Linked DNA regions of Homo sapiens: region 1 is linked to region 2. A link is a loop called in an ENCODE intact Hi-C map of the cell type or tissue named here. Cell type or tissue: Calu3. All regions are shown on one strand. Links, peaks and the distances in the headings refer to the core of each region. The heading gives the core; the rest is flanking DNA.

Region 1 (13,193 bases), core at 294-8,293, 160 kb after region 2:
AGGCAGAGCAAACACGCATGGGACAGGAGTGATCCTAGAGAATGGCTGGAGAGGGAGAAGCAAGCAGAGCGAGCCACAGAGCCCCACTCCCGGGCCACGTCTGCTCCACCTCTCACCCCTCCTGGCCTGTCTGCCACTTGATTCTGGGGGTGGGGCAGGGTGCAATGATGACAGATGAGGAAGCAGATAGCATACTGACTTCTAGTTAGTCTATTTAAAAATGGAGATTGGCACCACCAAATCCTAGCTGAAAGCATGTTCAGGTGTGCAATGCTGCAATCATTAGGAAGAAGGAGGCCAAACCGGCAGGTGCAGCTACTGAGACCATTCTGGCAGGAGAACCCAGTGCCTGAGGTGAGCTGGCTGCAGTCTCTAGAGGCAAAGGAGGCAGTCATTGCCGGGCTTTCAGGGTGAAGGCAGCAGCAAGGATAAGACAGAGCTCAGGATTTAGAACCCAACATCCTGCTTTCAAATTTTTTGTATTTTAAAAAAATAAGTAAACAGGCCGGGCACGGTGGCTCACGCCTGTAATCCCAGCACTTTGGGAGGCCAAGGCAGGTGGATCACCTGAGGTCAGGAGTTTGAGACCGGCCTGGTCAACATGGTGAAACCGCATCTCTACTAAAAATACAAAAATTAGCTGGGTGTGGCGGCACGTGCCTGTAATCCCAGCTACTTTGGAGGCTGAGGCAGGAGAATCACTTGAACCTGGGAGGTGGAGGTTGCAGTGAGCTGAGATCGCGCTACTGCACTCTAGCCTGAGTGACAGAGTGAGACTCCATCTCAAAAAAAAAAAAAAAAAAAGTAGACCTATAACTATGCAAAAAAGCTACCCATAATTCTACCACCTGGAGAAGACCACTGTTAGCAATTTCATATATATCCTTCTACACTTTTACATACATTTTCTTATATATCCCCATATTTTTTACACAAAATATATAGAAGCAAAGATACGTACCGTTTCATTTAACAACAACAAAAAGTGGAGATGGAGATCAGACTGTGTCCTGGCCTCGTTTAACAGTGATAGGTGTCAGCGTGGTTCCATGCCACTGCGTGCCCTTTTATTTAAGGGTGAGAAATCTGAGATCCAGAGGAGAGAAATAACTTGCCATTTCTGTGTAGCAGGTCACTGGTGGATCAGAAACAGCGATGCTGGCTCTCACTCACTCTGGTCCTTTCCAGCCATGATGCTGCTGCATGGTGACCTCCCTTTGAAGGTGACACTTCTTCAACATGGGGGGCCTGTGGCCTCCAGCTGCAGGCAGCAGCTAGGGGCAGCTGGTGCGATATGCCTTGGACTTCCCCAGCAGATCCCAGGACTCACAGCCCTCAGCCTCAGGGCAGCCTGCAGAGCAGCCACTGTGACTCCCTGGCCAGGACCCCGGACCGGACTTCCCAGGAGCTATCACCTCCCACCCTCCAGCTGGGTCCAGTTACTACACAGAGAGATGAGCCTGGACATTACCTCTGGCCAAGAGACAAGGTGTGGCTGGTTCAACCACAGGCCATGGGTACACCCGCCCAGGCATGTCCAGGCAGTCAGGATTCATCTTCAGGTCGTCAGGGGACATGTGGCGTGCTTTTCCTGTGGCCAGACAATGAATGCTCTTTGGCTCCAGGAAGGGAGCTGTTCCTCACCAAATGTCACAGCAGTGGACACAGGGGCCCTGACGATGAAAGGCATCCTGAAAGGCAAGCCCACCACCCTGAACCTTCCCAGGGAACTGAGGGAAATGGAGAAGTTAAAGGACAGCTGGAGACACCCACCAGGCTGCAGACACACCCCAGGCTGCAGACACACCCACCAGGCTGCAGTCTGCAGAAACAAGAGAGGAAAACCTTAGCAGTCAAGAGAGCTGATGGGTGAAGGGCACCAGCTTTGGAATCTGCTAGCCTGGGTTCCAATTCCCATCAAGTTCTTGCTGGCTGTGTGACCCTGGGTGTGTTGCATTCCCTGTCTTAGCCTCAGCCTCCACATCTATAAAATGGGATTACTCATGATACCTTCCTCCCTGGATAACTGGAATTTAAATGAGGAGCCAGAGGAGAGCTCTTAGCACACTGCTAGGTGGGTTACTTATGGGTTTTTTGTTTGCTGTTTTTGAAACAGGGTCTTGCTAGGCCAGGTGTGGTGGCTCACACCTGTAATCCCAGCACTTTGGGAAGCCGAGGCGGGTGGATCACTTGAGGTCGGGAATTTGAGACCAGCCTGGCCAACATGGTGAAACCCCGTCTCTATTAAAAATACAAAAATTAGCTGGGTGTGGTGGCGCACATCTGTAATCCCAGCTACTTGGGAGGCTGAGGCAGGAGAATTGCATGAACCCAGGAGGCAGAGGTTGCAGTGAGCTGAGATGGTGCCATTGCACTCCAGTGTGGGCAACAGAGGAAGACTCTGTCCCCCTGACCCCCAAAAAAGGAAAAGAAACAGGATCTTGCTATGTTATGCTGGTCTCCAACTCCTGGGCTCAAGTGATCCTCCCATGTAAGCCTCCCAAGAAGCTGGGACTACAGGCATGCACCACCGATGCCTGGCTACCCACTGTTTTTATTATTTACCTAGTGGTGCTGAGAAAGGAGAGATACCACCTAAGTGAATGTAACCACATCATAGACACCCAAAACACCAACTAGTGTGCTCGTCATTTTCTTTTCTTTTTTTTTTCTTTTTTTTTTTTTTTAACAGAGTCTTACTCTGTCACCCAGGCTGGATTGCAGTGGCACAATCTTGGCTCACTGCAACCTCTGCCTCCCAGGCTCAAGCAATTCTCATGTCTCAGCCTCCCAAGTAGCTGGGACTACAGGCGTATGCCACCATGCCTGGCTAATTTTTGTATTTTTAGTAGAGACGGGGTTTCGCCATGTTGGCCAGGCTGGTCTCAAACTCCTGGTCTCAGGTGATCCGCCCACCTTGGCCTCCCAAAGTGCTAGGATTATAGGCATGAGCCACCGCGCCCAGTCAGGTGTGCTAATCATTTTCTAAACTAAATGTATTAGGCACTTCCTGCCTTTTTAAACAGAGTAAATGAAATTTAACATGTTCCCAATAACTCAGAATTGACATTACCAAATTACTACACTCTGCCATCCCACAGTACTATCCGTAGAAGTAGCCGAGTGTATGTCTAACACCACCTCCTCTATCACCACCAACTCAATGGCCTGAGCTGACCATGAGTCATCAAAGAAAATGTTACAAATGTATGTAAAGATTTAATGGGTTCCTAGAAAGGAGCTGACTCTCCTGTATAGCAAAACTACTCAGTAGAACACGGAGAGAGTTACCCAAAGCCTTTTACTCACGCCCAACTTCTCAGCCTCTTCCTAGATGGCTGGGCTTCTGAGGGTCAGATTCGTAGAAAGGGGACCATTATTCTGTTCATCCAACATGACTTTCAACACAGAGAGTGCTTCAAGGTGCTTTGTCTTTTAGATACATGCATAACTACTATCACTGAAATATTAGGTTGGTGCACAAGTAATTGCGGTTTTTGCCAAGAAAAGTAATGGCAAAAACCGCAATTACTTTTGCACCAGTGTAATAATTAGCATCTTCCGCTAATCTTTTTCTAGAAATTTGAGAGAGACTTCAGCTGAGTTAAATTCATGTCTCTGACACTGGGTTTCTCTTTCCAGCCTGTAAAGACCACTTTGAGGATGATGAGACACATCCTGAGCAGAGCCAGCTAGGCGTGGCCCCTTGAAAACAGCCCTTGTTTCCCGATCACATGATCTCAGCTCCTTCTCCAGTGGCACTCATCACATTATTCTGCAGTCACTGAGCTTCTGTCACCCAACAGATATTTGCAAAGTCCCATGATGTACCAGGCACCAGGAGAGCACTGAGGGTCCCTCTTTCCAGAAGCCCCCATCAGTGAAGGGAACAGACAGGTGGCAGCGGTCTGTCCTGCCTTGTGGCCAGGAGGTAGCAAGTACAAAGTCCCTGGGGTCTTGGAGGACAAAGTGACCAGCTCTGCTGCATGGGAAAGGAGGAAGCTTTCCTGAAAAGGGGACACTTGAGCTGAGCCTCGAAGGCCAAAAAGGAGGAAGGGTGCCTGTAATCCCAGCTACTCAGGAACCTGAGGCATGAGAATCACTTGAACCTGGGAGGCGAGGTTGCAGTGAGCTGAGATCGCACCACTGCACTCCAGCCTGGGCAACAGAGTGGGACTCTGTCTCAAAAAAAAGAAGGGAAGGGTATTCCTGGCAGAGGAAGAGGCTTGTGCAAAGGCACAGAGGTGTGAATGTTTGCAGCTTCCGTGGAGCTGAGGCAGAGGCTGAGTCCAGACTGCAAATGTCCCATCAGTGTCCATGCATCACCTTAGAGACAGTCTGGGCAGAATTGGGAAAGGACCCAAGAATCTCCCTCCAGTCCCTTACCTCTTGGCTGGAGCTCATCCCAGGAGACCTGCAGCCCTGCTTTACAATCCAGGAATTGAAGGTTCCACAAAAGCCCGCGAGACAGGTCCCCCCAAGCCCAGGCACATCTTAAAGAGCTTGTGATCGTTTGCTGGAGACTGCACCTGCAGATGACCAACTGGACCACAGAGCGGCAGATCCCCTGGCCTAACAGGCTAAAAATAGTCCCAGTGTAGATTTCCAGACAAGACTGACGCACTCAAACCAAAAAGACTCACAGATTTGCACAGCTGATGAAAACTAAAATATCAACAGGCTCCTCCAGCCTGCAGAGCACCTTACTCAACCAGACAGAGATTTAGCAAGAGATTCGTTTTCTGAGCTCCTGCCAGATCCCGGGAGGAGAGGCCAGAGAGTTTGTTATCATCTCTTAAGTAAACCATGATTCATCCTCATAGCAGAAAAAAGAATGAGGTGGCAGTATATATACTGACTTGGAAAGACTCTAGGACATAGTAAATGATAAAAGCAAACTGCAGAATGTATGGAATCACAGATATACTAAATTAAAAAGTGTGTGTGTGTGTGCGTGTGTATGCATGTGCGTGTGTTCATGTATAAATGCATGGCAAAAAGCCTGGAATTCCTCACAACCACGCCATGCAGTAGTATTGTTATCCATTTAAGCTTTTGTGAGGTTAAGTAACTTGAACATATGGCATAGTAAATATGGCTATTATATCCAGACCATATGGAACTGGATTATGATAACAATCGCTGAGATTTATATAGCAAACTTTTTTTTTAAGAACTGAAGAATACTCACTAAACCCATTCATTTTACTGTGTGCCTGGCACTACTCTTGCCTCTGGAGATAAAGTGATGAAAAAGTACAAGTGAAGTCTCTGCCTTCGTGACACTAACACTCCAGGGTCACCTCCGGGGAGGTAATGATAGAGAGTGGGAGTCAAGGAGATAAAGGAAAATATTATCCTTGTCTATAATGTTTGAATTATTATTATTATTTTTTTTTTTTTTTGAGACAGAGTCTCGCTCTCTCTCCCCGTCTGGAGTGCAGTGGCGCGATCTCGGCTCACTGCAAGCTCCGCCTCCCGGGTTGACACCATTCTCCTTCCTCAGCCTCCGAGTAGCTGGGACTACAGGCACCTGCCACTGCGCCCAGCTAATTTTTTGTATTTTTAGTAGAGACGGGGTTTCACCATGTTAGCCAGGATGGTCTCAATCTCCTGACCTCGTGATCCACCCGCCTCAGCCTCCCAAAATGCTGGGATTACAGGCGTGAGCCACCATGCCCGGCCTGAATTTTTTATAATAGGAATTAATCCACTATTTGAATAATTAAAATTTATTTTTAGTGTTCTCAATGAAAAGGCACCCTTTGCCTTTGAGGACATTTTTTTCTTTTCTTTTCTTTTCTTTTTTCTTTTTTAGAGAGACAAGGTCTCATTATGTTGCCCAGGATGGCCTCAAACTCTGAGGCTCAAGTGATCCTCCTGCCTCAGCCTCCAAGTAGCTAGGACTACAGGCACGTACCACCACACCTGGCTGCCTTTGGCGGTATTCACTCTTCAAGCCTACCACCCAACTACTAAGAGTTGATTTTTAATAACTTTAATTTTGGGGTTGTTTTTATCTTTTTTCCCTTTTTTGAAATGGAGTTTCACTCTGTTACCCAGGCTGGAGTGCATTGGCGTGATCTCGGCTCACTTCAACCTCCACCCACCGGGTTCGAGCAATTTTCCTGCCTCAGCCTCCCGAGTAGCTGGGACTACAGGCGTGCGCCACCACGTGTGGCTAATTTTTGTATTTTTAGTAGAGATGAGGTTTCACCATGTTGTCCAGGCTGGTCTTAAACTCCTGACTTCAAGTGACCCACCTGCCTCAGCCTCCCAACATGCTGGGATTACAGGCGTGAGCCACCGCGCCCGACCATAACTTTAGTTTTAATGACTATAACAGTATGTGCATTCAGAAAAGTGAAATACAGGGAGATGTCATTTGGGGGCACCTTGCTATGCACTGTCTCTATGTTAGACCTTTTCCATACACCATCTTGTCTGATCTTCTGTACAACTACAGCAGGAGTTGAGAACAATAGCTACTTCATAGATCCGTTCTTAAACAGGGGTGACTTTGCCTCCAAGGGACATGTGGTAAAATCTGAAGATGTGTTTGGTGGCCACACTGTGGGGGGCAGGGCGGTTACTACTGGGATCTAATGGAGAAAGGCCAAGGATGCTGCTAAACATCCTACAGTGCACAGCACAGCCCACAACCAAGAATGACCCAACCCAAAACGCCAATGGTGCTGGGGTTGAGAGACCATGTCACAGATGAAGAAACACGTTCGGGGAAATGACTTCCCCCAGGTCACACAGCTAGTGTGGTAAGCAGAATAACGGCCATCCAAACCTGTGAGTACGTTACCTTACATGGTAAAGGGGAATTAAAGCTGGATTAAGGTTGCTAGCCAGCTGATCTTAAAATAGGGAGATGATCCTGGATTATCCAGGAAAGCCCAATGTAATCACAAGGGTCCTTATAAGCAAGCAAGGAGGCAGGAGGGTCTGTGTTAGAGATGAAGAGTGAGAAAGACTCAACCAGCCTCCACTGGCTTTGAAGATGGAGTTGGGTTTGACCCCAAGGCCTAGCTCTTGACCACTACACTAGAAGAAGGGTTGGGGAGGAAGATCAGGGATCTTCTATAACCCCACAGTCCAGGGAGAACCATTGTTAATATTTTGGAATTAGGCCAGGCACAGTAGCTCGATGTGATCCTCCTGCTTTGGCCTCCCAAAGCACTTTGGGAGGCCAAAGCAGGAGGATCACTTGAGCCTAGGAGTTTAAGGCTGCAATGAGCTATGATCATGCCACTGTACTCTAGCCTGGGCAACAAGAGCAAGACCCTGTCTCTAAAATAATAACAATAGTATTTTGGAATTATACCATAGTTACAGATGTATATCATAAGCATTCACCTGTGTCATGAAAAATTAATAGAGGCCAGGCGCGATGGCTCACACCTGTAATCCCAGCACTTTGGGAGGCCGAGGCAGGTGGATCACGAGGTCAGGAGTTCGAGACCAGCTTGGCAAAGATGGTGAAACCCCGTCTCTACTAAAAGTACAAAAATTAGCCGAGCGTGGTGGCAGATGCCTGTAATCCCAGCTACTCAGGAGGCTGAGCGAGAGAACTGCTCGAACCCAGGAGGCGAAGGTTGCAGTGAGCTGACATCGTGCCACTGCACTCCAGGCTGGGCGACAGAGTGAGACTCCGTTTCAAAAATAAAAAAAAATAAAAAATTAATAGAAAGTCTAACTTTAATTGACCATGTGATAGTTTATCATGTGTTTTAGCATCATTTAACTTCTTACGTGGGCATAAGTTGTTTTCAATTCTGTGCTAAAACCACCCTGCAATAACTATTTTTACTGAATTTCTGACTGCATTCGGGGTTATCGCCTTAGATTCCTAGAAGTCGAATCATTGATCCAATAGGAAATGAATATTTGAGGTTGTTAATAGATAATGCTAAATAGCTCTCCAAAAACGTAAGTACAGGAAAGTATCCACTTCATCAAATTCTTCAAAATCTGATAGATTTTTAAAAATCATTTGATAGGTAAAAGAGTATATTAATTTGCCTTTCTTTGGTTATTACAGTAGGTAACCTTTTTCTCGTATATTTACAAATCATTTTTATTTTATCTATGATCATTTGTTCACATTTTTTGCCCACTTTTCTATTTTTGTGTTAATAATTTTCTAATCAGTTTGTGTTTTATGTACATAGCAATATCAACATTAAAGCTAGTAACCCTGTGTTCTTGTATATATGACAAATATATTTTGGAAAATATTTGCCATGCATATTTGTTAGGGGAAAATGTTTGCCATAAATAGTTGTTTGTTGTTGCTTTTTAGCATTTTGTTGTTAATGTTTTATACCTTTTATTTAGGTTTTTTTTGTTGTTGTTGGTGGTGGTTTTTGGGTTATTTGTCTTTTGCATTTTTAGTAGACACAAGGTTTTACTATGTTGCCCAGGCTGGTCTCAAACTCATGACTCAAGCAATCCCCTCGCTTCGGCCTCTCAAAGTGCTGGGATTACAGGTGTAAGCCACCACACCCACCCACTTTTTTTTTTTTTTTTTTTCATATTGTCAGATACTTTTCCCTTTGGGATATCAGCCATCATCTAAATGCTTTGAAAGGCCCTCCTAATTCAGAGATGAGGTAAATATTTACATGTATTTCCTATTAGGTTGTGTGTATGTGTGGAGTTTAACTTCTTAATTTTGACTTTAATTTATAACTTCATTATGATCATGAGATGCCCACCATGAGGGCAAAGTTCCTGCAACTTTTTAAGCTTGTCAACAGATGAAAAGGTCAAATTACCACCCCAGGAAATACACAAGTTTAGGCAAAAGTGAGCCTAAATTTGACACACAGTAACTCGTAAGCATCCATGCTGTGGTCCAGCAAGGCCGTTAGGCATAAAGGGTGAGCAGATCTCAGAAGGACGCCAAACAGCATCTCCTCTCCACAAGCCAAGCCATGTTCAGTGTTTCTCCTTTCACACTGAGAATTCCCCAGTGCTTATCATCAGCACATCCTGATGGTTTTCCTGGACTCCCTCCTCCCACCACACCATGCTCGACCTCACAAAGATGCAAGGGTCCTCGCTGGGGGTCCCTGAGCTCCACTTCCCTGATAATCTCCCACCAACACCAAAAGGAAGGATGAAACTCCTCAAACCCACCCTAAGTGGTGACTAGTGTCTGCCTGGATGGAGAAGCCCAAACAAACATCACCGAAGGTGATGGATTCGAGCCTGGAGCAGCGATTCTCAGTAATTCTCAACTGCAGAGCCCAGTCAGCTGTGAAATGTCATCAGCAATATCCGTGATAATAAAGGGATGGCTGGGCGTGGTGGCTCACACCTGTAATCCCAGCACTTTGGGAGGCCGAGGCGGGCAGACCATGAGGTCAGGAGATCGAGACCATCCTGGCTAACACGGTGAAACCCCATCTCTACTAAAAATACAAAAAATTAGCCAGGCGTGATGGCGGGCGCCTGTAGTCCCAGCTACTCGGGAGGCTGAGGTAGGAGAATGGCGTGAACCCGGGAGGTGGAGCTTGCAGTGAGCCGAGATCGCACCACTGCACTCCACCTTGGGCAACAGAGCAAGACTCCGTCTCAAAAAATAATAATAATAATAATAATAATTATTATTATTATTATTATTATTATTAAGGGATTTGGCTGGGCATGATGGCTCATGCCTGTAGTCCCAGCACTTTGGGAGGTGGAGGCTGGTGGGTTGTTTGAGCCCAGCCTGGGCAATGTGGTAAAACCCCATCTCTACACAAAAACACAAAAAAATTAGCCAGGCTTGGTGGTGTGCACCTGTGGTCCCAGCTACTCAGTAGGCTGAGGTGGGAGGACTGCTTATTACTTGCTTATTAATACTGCTCATGGGTTCTGTTGAACAGACATACCACAGTGTATTTATCCATTCTGCTGATGAATATTTGAGCTATTTCCAGTTTGGGGCAATTAGGAACAATGTTAGTGTGAACACTTTTAACAACCTTATTGAGGTATAATTTATATTACTATAAAATGTACCCATTATAATTGGACTATATACAGCTTTGGCAGGGCACAGTGGCTCACATCTGTAATACCAGCACTTTGGGAGGCTGAGGCGGGTGGACTGCTTGAGCTCAGAAGTTCAAGACTAGCCTGGACAATGTGGTGAAACCCCATCTCTACAAAAAATTCAAAAATTAGTCAGGCATGGTAGTGCACCTGTAGTCCCAGTTACTTGGGAGTCTGAGGTGGAAGGATGACTTGAGCCAGGGAGGCAGAGGTTGCAGTGAGCTAAGATCACACCATTGCACTCCAGCCTGGGCAACAGAGCCAGACCCTGCCTAAAAACAGAAACAAACAAACAAAAAATTATATAGTTGTGTAGCCATCACCACCACCTAGTTTTAGAACATTCCATCACCCCCAGAAGTTTCCTCATGCCTATTTGCAGGCAGTCCTCCCTATCCACCCACCCATAGCCCAGGCAGCCGATGATATGCTTTCTGTCTCTACAGTGCTGCCTTTTCTACAAGTGTAATCAGATAATATGTAGTATTCTGTGTTTGGCTTCTTGCACGGAGCATAATGTTTTTAACCTTCAGTATCTATAGTCTGTTCCTTTTTATTTCTGAGTAGTTGATATGGTTTGACTGTGTCCCCACCCAAATCTCATCTTGAATTGTAGTTCCCGTAATTCCTAGGTGTTGTGGGAGGGACCCGGTGGGAGATAATTGAATCATAGGGGCGGTTTCCCCCACTGTTCTTGTGGTAGTGAATACATCTCGTAAGATCTGATGGTTTTGTAAGGGCTTTCCCTTTTTGCTTGGCTCTTATTCTTGCTTTGCCTGCCACCATATAAGATGTGCCTTTCCAGCAGGTGTGGTGGCTCACTCCTATAATCCCAGTACTTTGGGAGGCCGAGGCAGGCAGATCATGAGGTCAGGAGTTTGAGACCAGCCTGTCCAACATGGCAAAACCCCATCTCTACAAAAAATACAAAATTTAGCTGGGCCGGATGGCAGGTGCCTGTAATCCCAGCTACTCAGGAAGCTGAGGAAGAATTGCTCTGCCTGGGAGGCAGAGGTTGCAGTGAGCCGAGATCACACCACTGCACTCCAGCCTGGGAGACAGAGGGAGACTTTTGTCTCGAAAAAAAAAGTCGGGCATAATGACTCATGCCTGTAATCCCAGCACTTTGGGAGGCCAAGGAGGGCGGATCATCTGAGGTCGGGAGTTTGAGACCAGGCTGACCAATATGGAGAAACCCCATCTCTACTAAAAATACAAAATTAGCTGGGCATGGTGGCACATGCCTGTAATCCCAGCTACTCAAGAGGCTGAGGCAGGAGAATCGCTTGAACCCGGAAGGCGGAGGTTGCAGTAAGCCGAGATCACACCATTGCACGCCAGCCTAGGCAATAAGAGCAAAGCTCCTTCTCAAAAAAAAAAAAGTTCCAGTTTCTTCATGTCCTCACTTGGTTTTTCCAGTTTCTTTTACTACAACCACTTTAGTTTGGTAGGTAGTGTGTAAACATTCTTAATCGTGTTTCCTGGTCCTCAGGAGCATCTGTCTGGCTGACTGCTAGGCCACAAATTATTTTTGCCTTCAACTTTTCTAAATATTTCCAAGTTGTTTTCCACATCGATTATACCAATTTAATTCTCTCTAGCAATATATAAGTTCCAGTTATACCACATTCTTGTCAATGTCTGATATTGATAGAATATTTGATTTTGCCAATCTGATGGTGTAAAGTGGTATCTCATTTTAGTTATAATTTGAATTCCCGATTATAATCTAGTTTATCCTTTTAATATCCATTTACATTTCTTCTGCTATAAGTGCCTTTTCACACGTTTCACAAATTTTTCTATTTGTGTGTATATCTCATATCAATTTTTAGTTATTTTATATCTTCTGGGCACTAGGACCTTAGTCAATGACATGTATTACAAACAGCTCCTCTCACTTTTTTTTTTTTTTTTGAGAGGGAGTCTCACTCTGTCACCCAGGCTGGAGTGCAGTGGCCTGATCTCGGCTCACTGCAACCTCCAACTCCCAGGTTCAAGCGATTCTTGTGCCTCAGCCTCCCAAGCAGCTGGGACTACAGGTGTGTGCCACCACACCCAGCTAATTTTTGTATATGTAGTAGAGACAGGGTTTCACCATGTTGGCCAGGCTGGTCACTAACTCCTGGCCTCAAGTGATCCGCCCACCTTGGCCTCCCAAAGTGCTGGGATTACAGGAGTGGGCCACCACGCCTGGCCATGACTTGTCTTTTTACTTACTGTGTGGTGTCTTCTAAGAAACAGAAGTTCTTCATTTTAATTAAGTAACATTTATTAATTCTTCTCTTTATTGTTAGTGGGTTATTTTGTGTGTTTGCCTTGTTTAAGAAATACTTCCTTGCCTTGAAATCATAGGAATTGTCCCATATTGTCTTCTAAAAGCTAGAGTTTTGCCTTCACAGCTAAGTCTTTAATCTACCTGAAATTGATTCTTATCTAAAATGTGATATAGAAGTCTGATTTTTTTTTCCGTAAGGATTCTCAATTACCAAACACTGTCTATTGTAAAGTCCAGCATAGATCAAGTTCCCACCACAGAACAAGTTTCTTTATATGAGTGGGTCTGCTTCTGCACTTTTAATGCTGGTCCATAGGCAACCAATCTATGGGTGGTCAATAGCATCTGAATTATTAAAGCTTTAGAATAATTTTTATCTTTGGCATGGCAAGCCCCATCCCTTCCCTGCCCATCTAGTTCTTTTTCTTCAAGAGTGTGTTCACTTTCTTGGTCTTTGTTTTTCCATATAAACTTTAGAATTGGCTTGTCACATTTGACACACACACACATAAACACACAAAAAGTGAGGATTTTGATTTGAATTACATTCAATCTAAATAGGTGTATTTGGGAGAACTGACAACCTTATAATAGTGAGTTTTCTAACACACAAACATGGCATATCCCCAGTTTAGTTTTCTTTAATCTCTTTCAATGGAGGTTTATAATTGCCTCCATAAAGGTCTTGTACATAGTTTATTAGATTAGAATTATTTATACCTGGCCGGGCGCAGTAGCTCACACCTGTAATCCCAGCACTTCAGGATGCCGAGGTGGGTAGATCACCTGAGGTCAGGAGTTGGAGACCAGCCTGACCAACATGGTGAAACCCCTAATACAAAAATCAGCCAGGTGTGGTGGC
Region 2 (16,771 bases), core at 4,286-12,285:
CTCATTTCGCTCAGCCTTAATTCTATCCAGAGCCCCAGTTGTCTCAAACCCACACTTCTAAATGACCCTAATTCACAGGTTGGCAAACTCTTTCTGTAAAGGGCCAGACAGCAAATCTTTTAGCCTCTGCCATGCACACAGACCTCAATTGCAGCCTCTTAACTCTGCCGTCGCAGCACAAAAGCAATCTTGGACATTATATAAATGAATGGTTGTGTTCCAATAAAACTCTATAGACACAGAGGTAGAAGTTCATATGTTTTACATGGCACAAAATACTTTTTTTATTTTTTTCTCCCACCATTTAAAAATATATTTTAAAATTCTTAGCTCACAGGCTATACCAAAACAGGTCTAGATTTGGCCCACAGGCCACAATGTGTCAATGCCTGCATTAATCCACTCATGTATCAGTGATGGCAGCGGCAGGCCATCTGGAGCAGCCACTGCCATCACGCTGGCCACGCAAGGAGGCACAGCCAAGGCTGCATGCTTCGTGGAGCCAGCAGGAGCCGAGGACAAGTGAGAGCCCAGCCCCTTCCAAGTTGGGGTGGGAGCTCCCTGGGTGTTGCTGCAGCCGCCCAAGCCACGGCTGCTGACCCAGGTTCTTGGGGCCCAGGAGCAGGTGGGAGCCCCACCCTCCCAGGGACACAGTTGCAGCCACCCAAATCTTGGCTGTAAACCTGGGCCTCCCACTCCACGGAGCAGGCAGGAGCCCCAGCCTCCCAGGCATAGCTGCAGCCACCGAAACTGCAGCTGCAGACCTGGGCCTCGTGCTCCATGGATCAGGCAGGAGCCCAGCGCCCCCGGGTGCAGCTGCAGCCGCCCAAACCATGGCTGTGGAACCAGGCATCCCTGCTCTCTTGGGGGCCCAGGAAGGCCCAAGTACCCCCCGACCCCCTGCCGCTGCCACCCTCACCGGCTTGCAAGCGCCTGCTCCTGCTGCCTGGCTTCTCCCTGCTGTCAGTGCCTGCTCCAATCTCAGAGCAAAGTCAGGGCCAAGACTGGGTGCTGTTGTGGCCCAGCTGGGTGTGCACACACTCGGAGCAGTGCTGACATGCCAGCCCCCTGCCTCTTCAGCCCCCTCTGGACTTTGGGTGCCACGAACATAGGAGGGAAGCTGAGTGGGGGCTGAGGGCAGCTCGGCACTGGCCTGCAGGCACCCCTTGGCACCTACAGCCTGGGCACCAAGAACAGCAGCAGGAGGCAGACAGGTTCCTGGGTGGATGGGGATGGTCCTGGTGAGGCCCCACCTTTAGGCCAGGGAGGGCTGGGCTGCCAGTCCCACAGACTGGAGTGGGAACTTGTGGTGCCTTTTCCAGACCCACCTATGGCTGCCCATGGGCCAATCAGCATACACTTCCTCCCCTCTGAGGCCCATAAAAACCCCAGGCTTAGCCAGAGCTGAGCAGACATTGGGATGACCAGCTGCAGGGAGGAGCTACCCACTCTAGGGCCTCCTCTCTGCTGAGAGCTGCACAGATAATGGGAAGACCAGCTGCAGAGAGGAACTACCCTCTCTGCTGATAGCTGAACACTTGCCAGGACAACCTGCATAGCAGAGAGGAGCTACCCTCTCTGCTAGGAGCTGAACACTGGTCGGGACAACTTGCATAGCAGAGAGGAGCTACCCTCTCTTCTAGGAGCTGAACACTAGTCAGGACAACTTGCATAGCAGAGAGGATCTACCCTCTCTGCTGATAGCTGAACACCTGCCAGGACAACTTGCATAGCAGAGAGGAGCTACCCTCTCTGCTAGGAGCTGAACACTGGTTGGGACAACTTGCATAGCAGAGAGGAGCTACCCTCTCTGCTGATAGCTGAACACTTGCCAGGACAACTTGCATAGCAGAGAGGAGCTACCCTCTCTGCTAGGAGCTGAACACTGGTCGGGACACTCTGGCTGCAGAAAGGAGCTGCCCCCTGTAGGTTTCCTCTGAGCTATTCTATGGCTCAGTGAAGCTCCTCTTCAACGTAGTCACCCTCCACTTGTCTGCATACCTCATTCTTCCTGGTCACAGGGCAAGAACTTGGGGCCGGCTGAATGGTAAAACTAAAAGAGCTGTAACACAAACAGGGCTGAGACATGCCCCTTGCTCACCACATTGTGGGTGAGAAGGAAAGAAGAGCTACAGGATGGGCAAAGAGAAGGAAAGAAGAGCTACGGCCCTTCAGGGGCCCAGACTTGGGAGCTCCTGAACCAGGGCTGTGACTCACTCTTTGGGGCCCTGTGGTTCATGGTATCTCCAACCTTCAGGGCATCACTGTGTTCCCTTGGGCCAGCCATGGAAGCAGGTTGTGGTGTGCCTGGTCCTGCCATAACCTAGCAGTGAGCCGGCACCCATGCCAGCACCTGGAGCTGCCTGCCTTGCTGCAGCAGCCAGCATGTCTGACTGTGCGCAGTGGCCGGACCCCATGCTCTCTCATACACCCCTTGCCATTCCACACCTGACTTGCCCTTGGCAGAGGTGAGTCCCAGGCCAGTAGCATAAGCCAAGTGCAGCCTGCCAGGCCAACTGGGTGAAACGAACCCAGCGGGCCTGAGTGAAACTTGGGCAAAGGCACCACTGGCACAGAGGTTTCCAGCCAGAAAAACAACACCCCAAAAATCCTGTAACATGAGGCAAGCAACTCTTAATAGCAATGACCTGGGGTGGGGGGGCGGGTCTGGGCCCTGTCAGTAGTGGTGGTCTTGTGTCCATCACTTCATTCCACCCTTGCTCCTCTTGGCTTGTCCTTAGGCCTGCCCAGCCCTTAGCTCTCTGATTCCCAGACTGCACTCATTTCTCTCTTTTTTTTTTTTTTTTTTTTTTTGAGACGGAGTCTCGCTTTGTCGCCCAGGCTGGAGTGCAGTGGCGCGATCTCGGCTCACTGCCAGCTCCGCCTCCTGGGTTCACGCCATTCTCCTGCTTCAGCCTCCTGAGTAGCTGGGACTACAGGGGCCCACCACCACGCCCGGCTAATTTTTTGTATTTTTAGTAGAGATAGGGTTTCACCATGTTAGCCAGGATGGTCTTGATCTCCTGACCTCGTGATCCACCCATCTCAGCCTCCCAAAGTGCTGGGATTATAGGCATAAGCCACTGCGCCCGACTGACTGCACTCATTTCTAAAGACAGCACTATCCACTCTACCACTGTGCCTTAAGGAGCCTAGCCTCAGGGCCTTTCCTAGAGATGAGACACTTCAGACTGCTTGGAAATTCAAGGTAGGGGCAAGTATTTATTTCCAAAGAAAATCTTATCCTCACAGCCAGTTTGCAACCACAGCCTAAAGTGGGGAAGGCGCACCCAGGCCTGGGTAAGCCTGTTGTCAGAATTGAATGGTTTAGAAGTCACATTGGTTTGGTGCTTTTCACAAGCAGCTCCTTCTGCATTTTATCCTGAAGTTCTCATGACACTGAACTCTTTCAGCGGATTATTTTAGCTACCAGCCAATTCTGTAATCTCTATCCCTGGGGTCAAGTTCAAAGAGAATTCCAATGTGATTAAGTAAACATATGCAAGTAGTAGATTTATGGGCTACTGTGCTATTCTTTGTGATGTTGGCATTGGAGGAAGGGAATTTTAACAGCTCCTGTGTGCTCAGTTTATTTTCTAAGAAATTAACTCATCAGTCCCCATTGTGGATAAAAGCACTTCTTGGGACATTTAAAATTCAAAGTCATGGCTCTCTTTGAAGAGGAGGAGGTGGGGAAAGGATCTGGAGGAGGAGATGATTAACAAGAAAGGACCGGTGATGAACCTCAGCTGTTTGTGAATGCATGTGGCTTGTGGAGAGGAGCGGAAGTGAGTTTCAGGTATTTCAGTCCATCATGACTGTGAAATTGAACTGTAAATGCTACCTGGAGCAGTGGGCTGGAACTGCCCCACGCAGGGAGTTAATGGAAACGTGGAGAGCCTTTTTCTTTTAACAAAGTACTTGAGCAATTATTTTAGCCCATCCACTGCACAGGGGACCAAGCAGGCTGCCGGGTTACTGAGGCAGTTAGAGGCAAAATAAATTTTCTAACAGCCTTTCCCATTCAGATACTGTGGTCCTGATTTGCCACTGGCAACAAGTGATGTTTGGTGCCCAAACCCTTCCCAGCCACCACTTCAGTCCCGGGGTGCAGAGGCCCCAAGGAAAACAATTGGTCAAGGGATTCAAGGCACAGCCTTTTCCCTGTATGAGGAGCTGTTATCATCCCACCTTTCCATAAGAGCATCTCACTTTACAGTTGAGAAAATTGAGACTTGGGGAAGTTACTTAGGCAGAGCTAAGGCTGAAAATCAAGTCAGCTCATCTGAATCCTGTGTTCTTTTCATTATGCCACCATGATATGACCCTCAGTATCCTGAAATATCTCATGCCTCAGCCCTCAAATCAAACTAAGCAAGGGTCAAGTCAAGACTTGCTGGGGATGCCTTAGCCTTGAATAAGAAAAAAGGGAAAATGGCGGGGAGGCAATGTCAAAGCAGCTGGAGTCCCACTGAGATCTGTGAGGACAGACCTGCATGGGCGTGTCAGGGAAAGCCAATGGTGGTTCCACCAGATCTGTGTTTGCAAGAAGGCCAAGCTGCATCTTGAGATCCATTCCATGGGGAAAAAGGGAGGCTAGGTGGAAGTTATTGCCCCAGAAACAGATTTTTGGAGGGGAGAGAGCTCGATGTGGTATTTGTTGTTTGTATGGGTTGGCTCCCCAGCTGGCCCCTGTGGATTCCTGATGGAATTTTACAGACAGCAGAAGCTGGGAAGAGAAAGGTAGCTTAGTGCATACTCATTAACAGGTTCTGAGGCCAGGCAGCCTAAGCCTAGTCCTGCTGCCCACCTCTTAATACCCATGAGACCTTGTATAAGTTATTTGACTAACCTGTGTGTACAGGTTGGGTATCCCTTACCTGAAATGCCTGAGATCAGAAGTGTTTCAGATTTTTTATTTTTTCAGATTTTTGAATATTTGCATTAGACTAACTGGTTGAGCATCCCAAATCAGAAAACCTGAAATCCAAAACGCTCCAATGGGCATTTCCTTTGAGAGTCATGTCAGATGTCAGTGCTCAAAGAGTTTCAGATAGTGGAGCATTTTGAATTTTGGATTTTCTGATCTGGGATGCTCAAGCAGTATCATGGGATTTTAAAAAGTGAATGATTTTATGATTTTCTAATTCTATCATTCTCAGATCCTTGGCATAGGAGAAAATGGACAAATATGTAAGAGAGAAGAAATCTAGTAAAGGATCTGTGGTCAAATTTGAGTAGGAGGCATCAGTAAGTTGTTTTTGTTTTGTTTTGTTTGTTTTTTTGAGACGTTATTTCGCTCTAGTTGCCCAGGCTGGAGTGCAGTGGCTCAATCTCGGCTCACTGCAACCTCCACCTCCCGGTTCAAGTGATTCTCCTGCCTCAGCCTCCTGAGGAGCTGGGATTACAGGCATGCGCCACCACGCCCGGCTAATTTTGTATTTTTAGTAGAGATGGGGTTTCACCATGTTGGTCAGGCTGGCCTCAAACTCCCAACCTCAGGTGAACCACCCACCTTGGCCTCCCAAAGTGCTGGGATTACAGGCGTGAGCCACCGCGCCCAGCCCTGTAAGTATTTATGATATATTTTATCTTTAAAAAGAAAAGAACTATTTACAAGATTTACTCACTGAAAAGGCCTAGAAACAATCACCAATCCAGGAGAAATAAGCATCCCTCACAGCTAGATGGGGCATTTGAAATACCATTTCCCTTCTAAAGGAACTCGGAAATGACTGGTTCCAGAACTGGTTCAGGAAATATACAAGATGAGACTCATGAGGACACAAATGTATCAACATTCATCTACTAGTTTATAGAAAATACAACAAACCAAGGAACATGTTAAAGGACACCAAGCAGATGTAACAGCAAAACCCAGACTGGAGGAAGCCCTACGAGGAAAACAACCTGGTTTCTTCCACGATTACGTTGCAGGAGGAAAACAGGGGATGGAGGCAGGAAACAACAGAATAAACTAAAACTTAAGAGTCAAGACAACAGGACTCAGAGGCTAACTTGAAGAAACTGCCACTGGCCAGAGTTGGGAAAGTCTGAACATCAATAAGGGTAATAAACTGCTGTGGATGGAAACACAGCAAATACATTGAAACCCATGAAGTCCATAATGCTACTAAAACAACTAACTGATTGTCATTGTAGGATGCTGGGGAACCCATTTATTAGTTGATTAAAACTGATTAAAGGCAGGGCAAGGTGGCTTATGCCTGTAATCTCAGCACTTTGGGAGGCCGAGGCACTTTGGATTGCTTGAGTCCAGGAGTTTGAGAACAGCCTGGGAAACATGGCAAAACCCTGTCTCTACCAAAAATAAAACAAAAAAGTTAGCTAGGTGTGGTGGCGTGTGCCTGTAGTCCCAGCAAGTTGGGAGGCTGAGATGGGAGAATCACCTGAGCCCCGGACGTTGAGACTGCAGTGAGCCAAGATTGTGCCGCTACACTCCAGCCTGGGCAACCAGAGAGAGACCCTGTCTAAAAAAAAACAAACAACGAAAAAAAAAAAAAAAACACTGATTAAATTGAAAGAATTAAATATTTAACCTGTCTTTCCAATAAGGATTGTGCCACCAGGGAACTCAAGAGTTGATGGGGGTTAAGTTTCTCTTTCTAGAAGTATCCCAGCTAGTAAATAAGAAAGAATGATGGAATTCGAATGTCACCATTTTGTAATCCCTAGTGAATTCAGATTCATTCATTAACCATTGAAGCATTGATCCTCAATGGCTGCTAACATGAGAGAGAGAGAGAATCAGACACTGTGTGCCTCCTGGTAGAAGATCACACCAACACCTATGAAGTAGTGATTTTTTTTAAAAAATGAACCTGAATCAGCTGGAGCTTCTAGATTCAACTACCAGTTTATAGAAAATACAACAAACCAAGGAATGTGTTAAAGGACAGCAAGCAGGTGCAACAGCAAAACCCAGATTGGAGGAAGCCCTATGGGGCAAACAACCTGGTTTCTTCCATGATTAAATTGCAAGAGGAAAAAAAAGGAATGGAGGGAGGAAACAACAGAATAAACAAAAACTTAAGAAACAAATGAACCAATCACAATATACTGACTTTTTATGGATCCTGATTCAAATAAACTGTTTAAAAAGTATGATATCTATGAAGTAACTAGAAATCTGAACATTGACTTGATACTCGATGATACTGAGAAATCATTATTAATCACTTTTAGAGGTGATAATGCTTTTATGGACTTTTTTTTTTGTCTGTTTTTTTACAAATAGAGTCCTTATGTGATGCGTCCTTATCTCAGATACATGCTAAAATGTTTACAAATAAAACAGGATGTTAGGGATTTGCTTCAAAATAATATGGGAGGAACCCAATCAGAAATTGGGCAAAGGGCCTGGCGCGGTGGCTCACGCCTGTAATCCCAGCACTTTGGGAGGCCGAGGCGGGCGGATCACGAGGTCAGGAGATCGAGACCAACCTGGCTAACACAGTGAAACCCTGTCTCTACTAAAAATACAAAAAATTAGCCCGGCATGGTGGCGGGCACCTATAGTCCCAGCTACTCAGGAGGCTGAGGCAGGAGAATGGCGTGAACCCAGGAGGTGGAGCTTGCAGTGAGCCAAGATTGTGCCACTGCACTCCGTCTCAAAAAAAAGAAAGAAAGAAATTGGGCAAAGGACCTAAATAGACACTTCTCAAAAGAAGACATCCAAATGGCCAACAGGGATATGAAAAAAAATGCTAATTATCACTGGTCATCAGGGAAATAAAATTTAAAACCACAATGATATCACCTCACACCTCTTAGAATGGCTATCATTCAAAAGATGAAAGATAAGTTTTAGGAAGGTTGTGGAGAAAAGGGAACACTGCTGCACTGTTGGTGGGAATGTAAATTAATACAGCCATTATGGAAAACAGTATGGAGATTCCTCAGAAAACTAAAAATAGAGCTACCATATGATCGAGTACTCCCACTTCTGGGTATATATCCAAAGGAATTGAAAGCAGTATGCTGAAGATGTACCTGTACTCCTATGTTCATTGCAGCATTATTCACAATAGCCAAGATACAGAAGCAACCTAGGTATCCATCATCAGATTAATCACAGACAAGGAAAACATGCTATATACACACAATAGAATATTATTCAGCCATAATGAAGGAAATCCTGTCATTTTCCATAACATGGGTGAACCTGGAGGATAAGTGAAATAAGCCAGGTACAGAAAGACAAATATACTGCATGCTCTCATTTATATGTGAAATCTAAAACAGTTGAACTCATAGAAGTAGAAAGTTGAATGGTGGTTATCAGAGGCTAGAAGACGGGGTGGATGGGGAAAGGGGAGATACTGATCAAAGGGTACAAAACTTCAGTTAGGAAGAATAAGCTTTAGTGATCTATTGCAGAGTGATGCATACAATACATAATAATGCACTGTATATTTCAAAATTGCTAAAAGCGTAGATTTTAAATGTTTTCACCACAAAAAGACAAGTATGTGAGCCAATGAATTTGTTAATTAGCCTGATGTAATCATTTCATATTATAAACATATTTCAAACCATCACATTGTACCCCATAATATATACATTATTTGTGAATTTAAAAAAAAACAAAAAATTAAGCATTAAAAATGCACTGATATGTGTTATTTTTTAAACAAATAATATGGGAGGAAATAAGATTAGCTATGAATTGATCATTGTTAAACCTTGATGATGGAAACATGGAATTTATTATATTATCCTATCTGATTTTGCATATGTTCAATTTTCCATTATAAAAAAATGGAGAAGCAAGAACAAGAATAAGAGATCATACATGACTAGACATGTAAAGTACTTAAAACAATGACTGGCAGGCAGCCTCTCAAACCACTAGCTCTTGGAAGAAAGAGCACATGGTCTGTTTTGTAAGAACTCCATAAAGCCCTCAGCCTGATGCCTTGCAACTCCTCTGACCCTGAATGTATTGACCCCTGGAAGACCCAGGGCCTGGGCCTCAATGAGGGATGATGGTAGTACCCAGGGGAGGCCTGGCCAAAAAGATGGCAGATGCCTAGCAGAACCTTGGGTAGCCCGTGGCGCCACCTGGTGGGAGAGGACTTGATCCTCAGTTTGTTGAAGTTGCTTTATGGGAACTCCCTAAATTGCTTGGGTGGTTTTATAACAGGGCTAAAGATCCTATGTGTAAGGCTGGGGTAGAACCGGGTTAATTGGGATTATTACTTGGTATAATCAAGTACATATACAAGCCATATACTATATACACAGCCTGTTAAGATCTACAGAAATTCAGGTGGCTTCTTACTTACAAAAAGGTAAACATTTCTTGCACAAACTTGGAATAATATTTTGGCAGATATTCAACTTGGTAGTTTCCTATGGGAAGAGAAAACCCAGTGGCTTCTTCTGTTCAAGGTCATTTGAACCTTGGTGCATTTGGATGCTTGACCTCTGAGTAAAGCCAAGGGGTCCACAGAACAGAGCCTCTTCCTTTTTCTCAGCAAATAGTTATCAAACCAGTAGTGCTCCAGCTTCGCAGGGCATCAGAATCACTTGGTAAAAATACATGTTCTGGGCCAGACCTCCGTGGGCAGGCCTAGGAGAACCAGGGCCCTACACAAACCCTCAGCACTCCAGGATAGGCTGTTTCTGGCTCAGTGAAAGAAAGAAGAAGTGAGACTTTCTTTTCTTCCACTTCCCATTGGTTCTAACTCAGAACATGTAAGGCCACCGTGCCTGTGTCCTGTAAGGCTACCATGCCCGTGACCTATTAGGCCTCCATCCCTCTGTCCTGTGAGGACTCCATGACTGTGTTCTGTAAGGCCTCTGTGCCTCTATCCTGAAAGGCCTCTGTGCCTCTATCCTGTAAGGTCTCCATACCTCTATCCCGAAAGGCCTCCATGCTTCTATGCTGTAAGGCCTCCGTGCCTCTACCCTGTAAGGCCTCTGTGCCTCTATCCTGTAAGGCTAACATGCCTCTGCTCTATAAGGCCATTGTGCCTGTGTGCTATAAGGCCTCCATGCCTGTGTCCTGTAAACCTCCATCCCTCTGTCCTGTAAGGCCTCCATGCCTGTGTCCTGTAAGGCCTCCATCCCTCTGTCCTATAAGGCAAATGCTCTCTGTGTCTTGATGGTGCTGGAACCTCACTGGGTGGGCCTAGGATGACAGGCCCATGCCAAGGCCAACTGATGGTCATTTCCCTGAAGCCAATGCCTTTACACTTTCCCTGCTGTCCTGAGCCGCTGACTCAGAGATTCCCAAATGACTCAGGTGCTCTGTCTTCCTGTGGATCCAAGAAGAGAGAGGCATCTCCTGGCAGACTTGGGGAGGAGATGGCTGATCTGCCAGCACCTATGCACAGACCTTGTACAGGAAATACCAACCCTAGAGAAGACCCGGCTCCTGCCCCTTAGGGACTCAGCCTAACCAGCCCTCTCCAGGCTCACATGGCCCCGTTCTGGATCAGGCCTCCTCCCCGTCTCCCTTGAGCCAACCTAATAATCCCCACTCTCTTCTTCCCAGTCTCTCATCTTCCCTAACTCTTTTTTTTTTTTTTTTTAATCGAGACAGAGTCTCACTCTGTCCCCCAGGCTGTAGAGCAGTGGTGCTGTCTCAGCTCACTGCAACCTCTGCCTCCCAGGTTCCAGCGATTCTCATGCTTCAGCCTCCTGAGTAGCTGGGACTACAGGCATGCACCACCACATCCGGCTAGCTTTTGTATTTTTAGTAGAGACGGAGTTTCACCACGTTGGCCAAGCTGGTCTCAAACTCCTGACCTCAGGCGGTCTGCCCGCCGCAGCCTCCCAAAGTGCTAGGATTACAGGTGGGAGCCACTGCGCCCGGCCTTGCTAACTTCTTTTCCTTCTGTCTCACTTTCTTTCTAAAAAGAGCTGGGGAAGCTTCTTCTGGAAAATGGCAAGTCTCATTCATCTCTATTCTTCCCACAATGCCTGGCTCAGTGTGTGTTACATGGTGGGTGCTTAATCTGTGTTTCTTGTAGTCACACAAATTGTCTTCTCTGGTGTTGGGAAGGGGAGAGATTCTTCTGTAGGAGTTCTTCAGGCAGTACTTGTACCAACCACCACTAATGCACAAAGTGAATGATCCTGGCGATGCAATGGAATCCTCGTGTTCAGGGCATGAAATGGTCATGGCCCAGCAAGGCCGTGCTTCTTTGGGAAGGGGATAGTGTTCATTTCAGGCACTGTGGATGGTGTCCTAGTTCAGGCTGCTATAACAAGTTACCACAGACTGGTTGGCTAATAAGCAACAGAAATTTATTTCTTACTGTTCTGGAGGCTGAAGGTCCAAAATCAGGGCACCAGCCTGGCTGGTCCTGATAAGGGCCCTCTTTTTTTTTTTTTTTTTTTTGGAGACGGAGTCTCGCTCTGTCGCCCAGGCTAGAGTGCAGTGGCGCAATCTCGGCTCACTGCAAGCTCCGCCTCCCAGGTTCACGCCATTCTCCCGCCTCAGCCTCCCAAGTAGCTGGGACTACAGGTGCCCGCCGCCACGCCCAGCTAATTTTTTTGTATTTTTAGTAGAGACGGGATTTCACCATGTTAGCCAGGATGGTCTCGATCTCCTGACCTCGTGATCCTCCCGCCTCGGCCTCCCAAAGTGCTGGGATTACAGGCATGAGCCACCGCGCCCAGCCAAGGGCGCTCTTCTGGGCTGCAGTCTGCAGACTTCTCTCTGTATCCTCACATGGCAGAGGGGACAGGAGAGCTCTTCAGGGTCCCTCTTTTTTTTTTTTTTTTTTTTGAGACAAAGTCTCGCTCTGTCACCCAGGCTGGAGTGCAATGGTGTGATCTTGGCTCACTGCAACCTCTGCTTCCCGGGTTCAAGTGATTCTCGTGCCTCAGCCTCCCCAGTAGCTGGGATTATAGGCGCCCACCACCAGGCCCAGCTAATTTTTGTATTTTTAGTAGAGACGGGGTTTCACCATGTTGGCTAGGCTGGTCTCGAACTCCTGACCTCAGGTGATCCACCCCTCCTCGGCTTCCCAAAGTGCTGGGATTACAGGCAGGGTCCCTTCTATAAGGGCATTAATCCCATTCATGAGGGCTCTACTCCCAGGACCTAATCACCACCCAAAGGTCCCACCTACTAACATCGTCATGACCTTGGGGGTTAGGATTTCAGCAGGTGGCTTTGCAGGTGCACCCACATTCCTTCCACACAGATGGGGCACATCTCTGGTAGCCCACAGAACTCTTCCCCGCAGTGTCCAGCCAAAAAGAGCCTCTTCCCTCCTGAAGCCTGAAAGGGCTGAGAACCCCCTCTGTGGCCCCAGGGGCATGGTGTTTTCAGAGCACTCTCCAAGGAGCTGCACCAGCTGCAGAGCCAGCCTCAGGTGCATCTGTGCACTGGCACAGCAGAAGTACCACCTCCACGCTCATCAGCCAAGGTGGGGGTCAGATTCTGAGCACCGCAAACAGCAGGAGGAGGAGGTCTCTGTCCCTGAAGATACCACTCTGAATCCTGGAGGAGACCAGGCCAGCCTGTCCCACACTGAACAGCCCTGTGAGCAGCCAGGAAAGAGTTCCTGGCCTCTGCCCTCATTGATCTGCATTTTACACTAATCCCAGTGCGATTCCAGGTGTAGCTGACCTCATTCTCCACCCTCTCCAGCCAGAAGCACTTTATGCGATTGCTCAAAAAAGATCCGCTTATACAATGCTTCATGAGATAAAGATTTTACTAACACCTTGGTGGGAAGATCGGAAAGACATTTTCTATCACACACCATAAGGGGAAGCTTCATAAAAATCACCTTTAAAAATTCCCTGTTCTCTGAAAATATCCTCCCTGGGCACTAGCCAGCTTGTTTCCTTTTGTCCCTTCCGAAATTCTATTGTCCTCAGCTCTGGCCTTTACCTGAAACACTACTGAGCTAAAAGGGCACCAACCATCACCATCTATTGCAAATGAAGCTTGTTCCTTGGTGGGTGGGGTTGGGGTCCTTACCTTCCATCCATACCCCAGGCTGCTTCTCAAAATACTCTTAAGTCCCTTGAAAAAAATGTTTATTGGCAGAGGACAGATTACGCTCTCAAGAAAATCAGCTGGTCTTCACAGTGGTACAATAATAACAAATGTTTTAGGTTTCTCCCGTGAATCAGGCACTGGGTTGAGCATCAATGCGTACCACCTCATCTTATGCACCCCAGCAACCTCGTGAGGTGAGTGTCCCTGCTGTTAAGATGAGAAGATTCAGTCCCAGAGAGACTGAGCACCTAGTACGAGGTTAAACCGCTAGTAAGCAATAACAATCAAATTTTTTTTAACAAGAAAAGAGTTAAGTAGAAATTTCTCTAAAAATGATCCCAAATGGCCAATAAGCACATGAAAAGCTCCTCAAATCATTCATAATTAGGGAAATCTAAACCACAATGAGACACCACTTCACACCCTCTAGGAAGGCTATAATCAGAAAGATAATGTTTTGGCAAGGATGTGGAAAAATGGAAACCCTTGTACATTGCTGGTGGGACTATAAAATGACATGGCCACTTTAGAAAACAGTCTGGAAGCTCCTCAAAAAGTTTAACATAAAACTGCCATGGCACAGCAATTCCATGCCTAGGTATATATACAAGAAAATTGAAAACATATGTTCACACAAAAACTTACACACAAATGTTCATACAGCATTATTCATGGTAGCCAAAAAGTGGAAGCAGCACAAATGTCTATCAGCTGATGAAACGATGAATAAAATATGTTATATCCATAAAATGGATTATTATGCAATTCAATGATGTATTGATTCATGCCACAATATGGATGAACCTTGAAAACATGATGCTAAATGAAAGAGGATAAACATAAAAGGCCACACATTGTGTGATTCCATTGATATTAAATGTCCAGAATTTTCTAACCCACAGAGACAGAAAATAGGCCAAAGTTGCCAGGAGACTGTGGGAAGAGGGAATGGGAGGTGACTGTTAATGAATGTGAAGGTTTTTTTTTAGCGGTGATGAAAATATCCTGGAATTAGAAAGAGATAGTGGGTACTGAACCTTGTGAGTATACTAAAAACTACTGAACTATGCACTGTAAAAGGGTGAAAGCTATGGTATGTGTATTAGTCCATTCTCACGTTGCTAATAAAGATATACCCGAGACTGGGTAATTTATAAAGGAAAGGTTTCATTGACTCACAGTTTTGCAAGGCTGGGGAGGCCTCAGGAAACTTACAATCAAGGTGGAAGGGGAAGCAAACACACCTTCTTCACATGGTGGCAGGAGAGAGAAGTGCAGAGCAAAGTGGGGAAAAGCCCCTTATAAACCATCAGATCTCATGAGAACTCACTCACTATCACGAGAATAGCATGGGGGAACTGCCCCCATGATCTAATCACCTCCCATGATTTCCCTCCCCCAACACATACATGGGGATTACAATTTGGATTACAATTCAAGATCAGATTTGGGTGGGGACACAGAGCCAGACCATATCAGTACGTGAATTACATCTCAAGAAACAAAATCCAACCAATAAAAAGCCAGCCAAGAGTCTAACCCAAGCAACCCTCCAGCACTCTGCACCATTCATGAGGGTAATCCCAACCTAACACAACTGAGTCCCTCCTGAGAGGAATCTTGCTACCCACATCAGCTGCTGAGGGAGGAGGCCCCACCATTACAGCTAACCAGATCAAAGGTGGAGGAACCCCCACAGACCAGCCAGAAACCTAGGACTTCAGTAGCTTGGCTCAAGATGGCAGACCAGGTTGGTCAGACCTTTCTCTCCCTCTGCCTCTGGAATTTGGAACTGGGGGACAAGGACGAAAAAGTTCAGCCGTGGGAGCTAGGCAGAAAGGCATGAGGTAGACCTGGATTCAGAGCAGTCACTGGAGATGGTGAGCAGGCAGAGGTCGGGAGGGAGACAGCAGCAATGACCTGAAAGCCAAGGAAGGTGTCCAAGGAGAGGACAGAGTGGGCAGCAAGGGAAAGAGAGACATTGTGGAGAACTGCTGTCTTTCTTTCTATCCCGTGGCTCTGCAGGCACCATGAGAACAGCAGTGCCAGAATTCTGGTTGTGGAATTCCCACATGTCCCAGTGGTGTCTTTGCAGTGACCACCTGCTCCTCACTGGGCCAGCTTGAGTAGGGTCTGCCTGCGACACACGGCAGGCATTTGAAGCCTCTGACTGTGTGCCCAGCTTGGAGAGGCTGCTCCCTGGGTTCAAAGCCTTAGGGATGGGTTATTTCCCTTGCAAAGAAAACAGCAGATCTCAAAAGGCATTATCAGGAGCACGGCCAAGAGAGCATGAGGCCATCCGCCTGAGATCCTGTTTGTAGAACCCCAGGAGCCATTTAGACACTGGCCTCGGAAGCCCTTAGGCCTGCCCAGCAAACAGAATGTGATCAATGTGACAGTGAGTGAGGTGTGTGTTTCCACAACACTGACCAGTTACCACTGTGGTGTCTTTCTTTGCTTTTTTTGTCTTCTGATTTATTTGATATGATTTAGCCTCTTCAATCACCTCAACTTAGCCCAATATAAATAGGATAAAAATTGGTGTAAAATAATCAAGGTAGTCAGACTAGATATCTTATCTAGAGTGACCTAGAACTCTTCTAAGTAAGGAGAAGACATTTCACATGTCACTTTTAATGAGAAAAAAACAAAAACAAAAAACAAAAAAACCTGTTCCTGGAAATATTTACCTTCATCTCCTGTGCTGAGAGATGGGGGCAATTTGTCAGCTTTGATCTCCACTTGTTAGTTACCAGGAAATGAAGTGCACTTGAGCCAGTGGGATCATGAAGTCTCACTCTTGCTGCAAAAGTTGGCAGCAGGGGACAGAGCAGCCTTGTCTTTCATTTTCTGAGATCAAAGCTGAGCCAGCACAAAGACAGAAGGGGTATTCAGATGAGATGCACCTGCAGAAGAACCGATGGTGGGATACTGACCCAAGAGGTCACTGGACCAGCATCTCCCAGGAGGTCTCCTCTGCTTCTCCTCCCTCCCCAGGGAAGGGCAGGGTGTAATCCAGGGCCCTGTATGGCCTGTTGAGCCAAGCACCTGCTCATGCACCACATATCAGACTCCAACTCCAGGCAAACCCAGCACACCTGTGCACTGGTGCATTTGTTCTGATGCTGTCCTTCATACCTGTCTTAGACTTTCTACCTACAACCTCAGGCTGGTCCCTTCCTGAGTCTCACCTGTGCAGCCCAGGCAGGTGGACAGGTGAGACTAGGGGGTGGAAGACGAGGCAGAAGCTGCCTTCTTTGAGGACAGACTGTCTGTTATGAGGAGGCTGGGGTCTGACCTCTCGGGTACCCAGAGGCTAACTGGTAACCACGTGCTATAGTTTGAATGTTTGTCCTCTCCAATGCACTTGTTGAAATTTAATTCCCAATGTTGGAGGTGGGACCTAATGGGAGGTGTTTGTGTCACAGGGTGGATCCTTTCTGAATAGATTCAGGCCATCCCTGAGATAAGGGCAAATGAGTTCTTGTTCTATTAGTTCTGACCAGGGCTGGTTGTTAAACAGAACCTGGCACTCGCTCTCTAGCTTCCTCTCTCACCATGTGGTCTCTGCACACGCAGCTGCCCCTCACCTTCCACCATGAGTGGAAGCAGCCTGAGGCCTCACCAGAAGCCAAGCAGATGGTGGTGCTATGCTTCTTGTACGGCCTACAGAACTGTGAGCCAAATAAACCTCTTTTCTTATAAATTGCTCAGCCTCAGGTATTCCTTTATAGCAACACAAACAGACTAAGGACTATGGAAACACAAGGGTGGGCAACATCT

Evidence for each region. Hi-C counts contacts between places; a loop is a spot of excess contacts. Peaks named below come from ENCODE experiments on the same cell type or tissue, not always from the same donor. Only the 100,000 strongest peaks of a DNase experiment are listed, where the experiment ranks them.
Region 1: it touches region 2 in a loop (2.3-fold over the local background); 2 of 110 quality-filtered maps call a loop at or near these places.

What each region holds. Positions count from the first base shown.
Region 1 is chr10:119,002,324-119,015,516 of GRCh38, forward strand. The region is part of intron 2 of LINC03036 (long intergenic non-protein coding RNA 3036); the gene reads right to left. Among named protein-coding and RNA genes, the nearest start is that of LINC03036, 21 kb to the right of the region's middle. In Calu3, for the core only: no CTCF peak of the experiment used is centred there; a DNase peak (open chromatin) is centred at 4,748.
Region 2 is chr10:118,841,580-118,858,350 of GRCh38, forward strand. The region is part of intron 3 of LINC03036 (long intergenic non-protein coding RNA 3036); the gene reads right to left. Among named protein-coding and RNA genes, the nearest start is that of CACUL1, 95 kb to the left of the region's middle. RefSeq lists enhancers at 1,870-2,371, 2,372-2,871. In Calu3, for the core only: a CTCF peak has its summit at 9,103 (motif pointing left); a DNase peak (open chromatin) is centred at 9,062.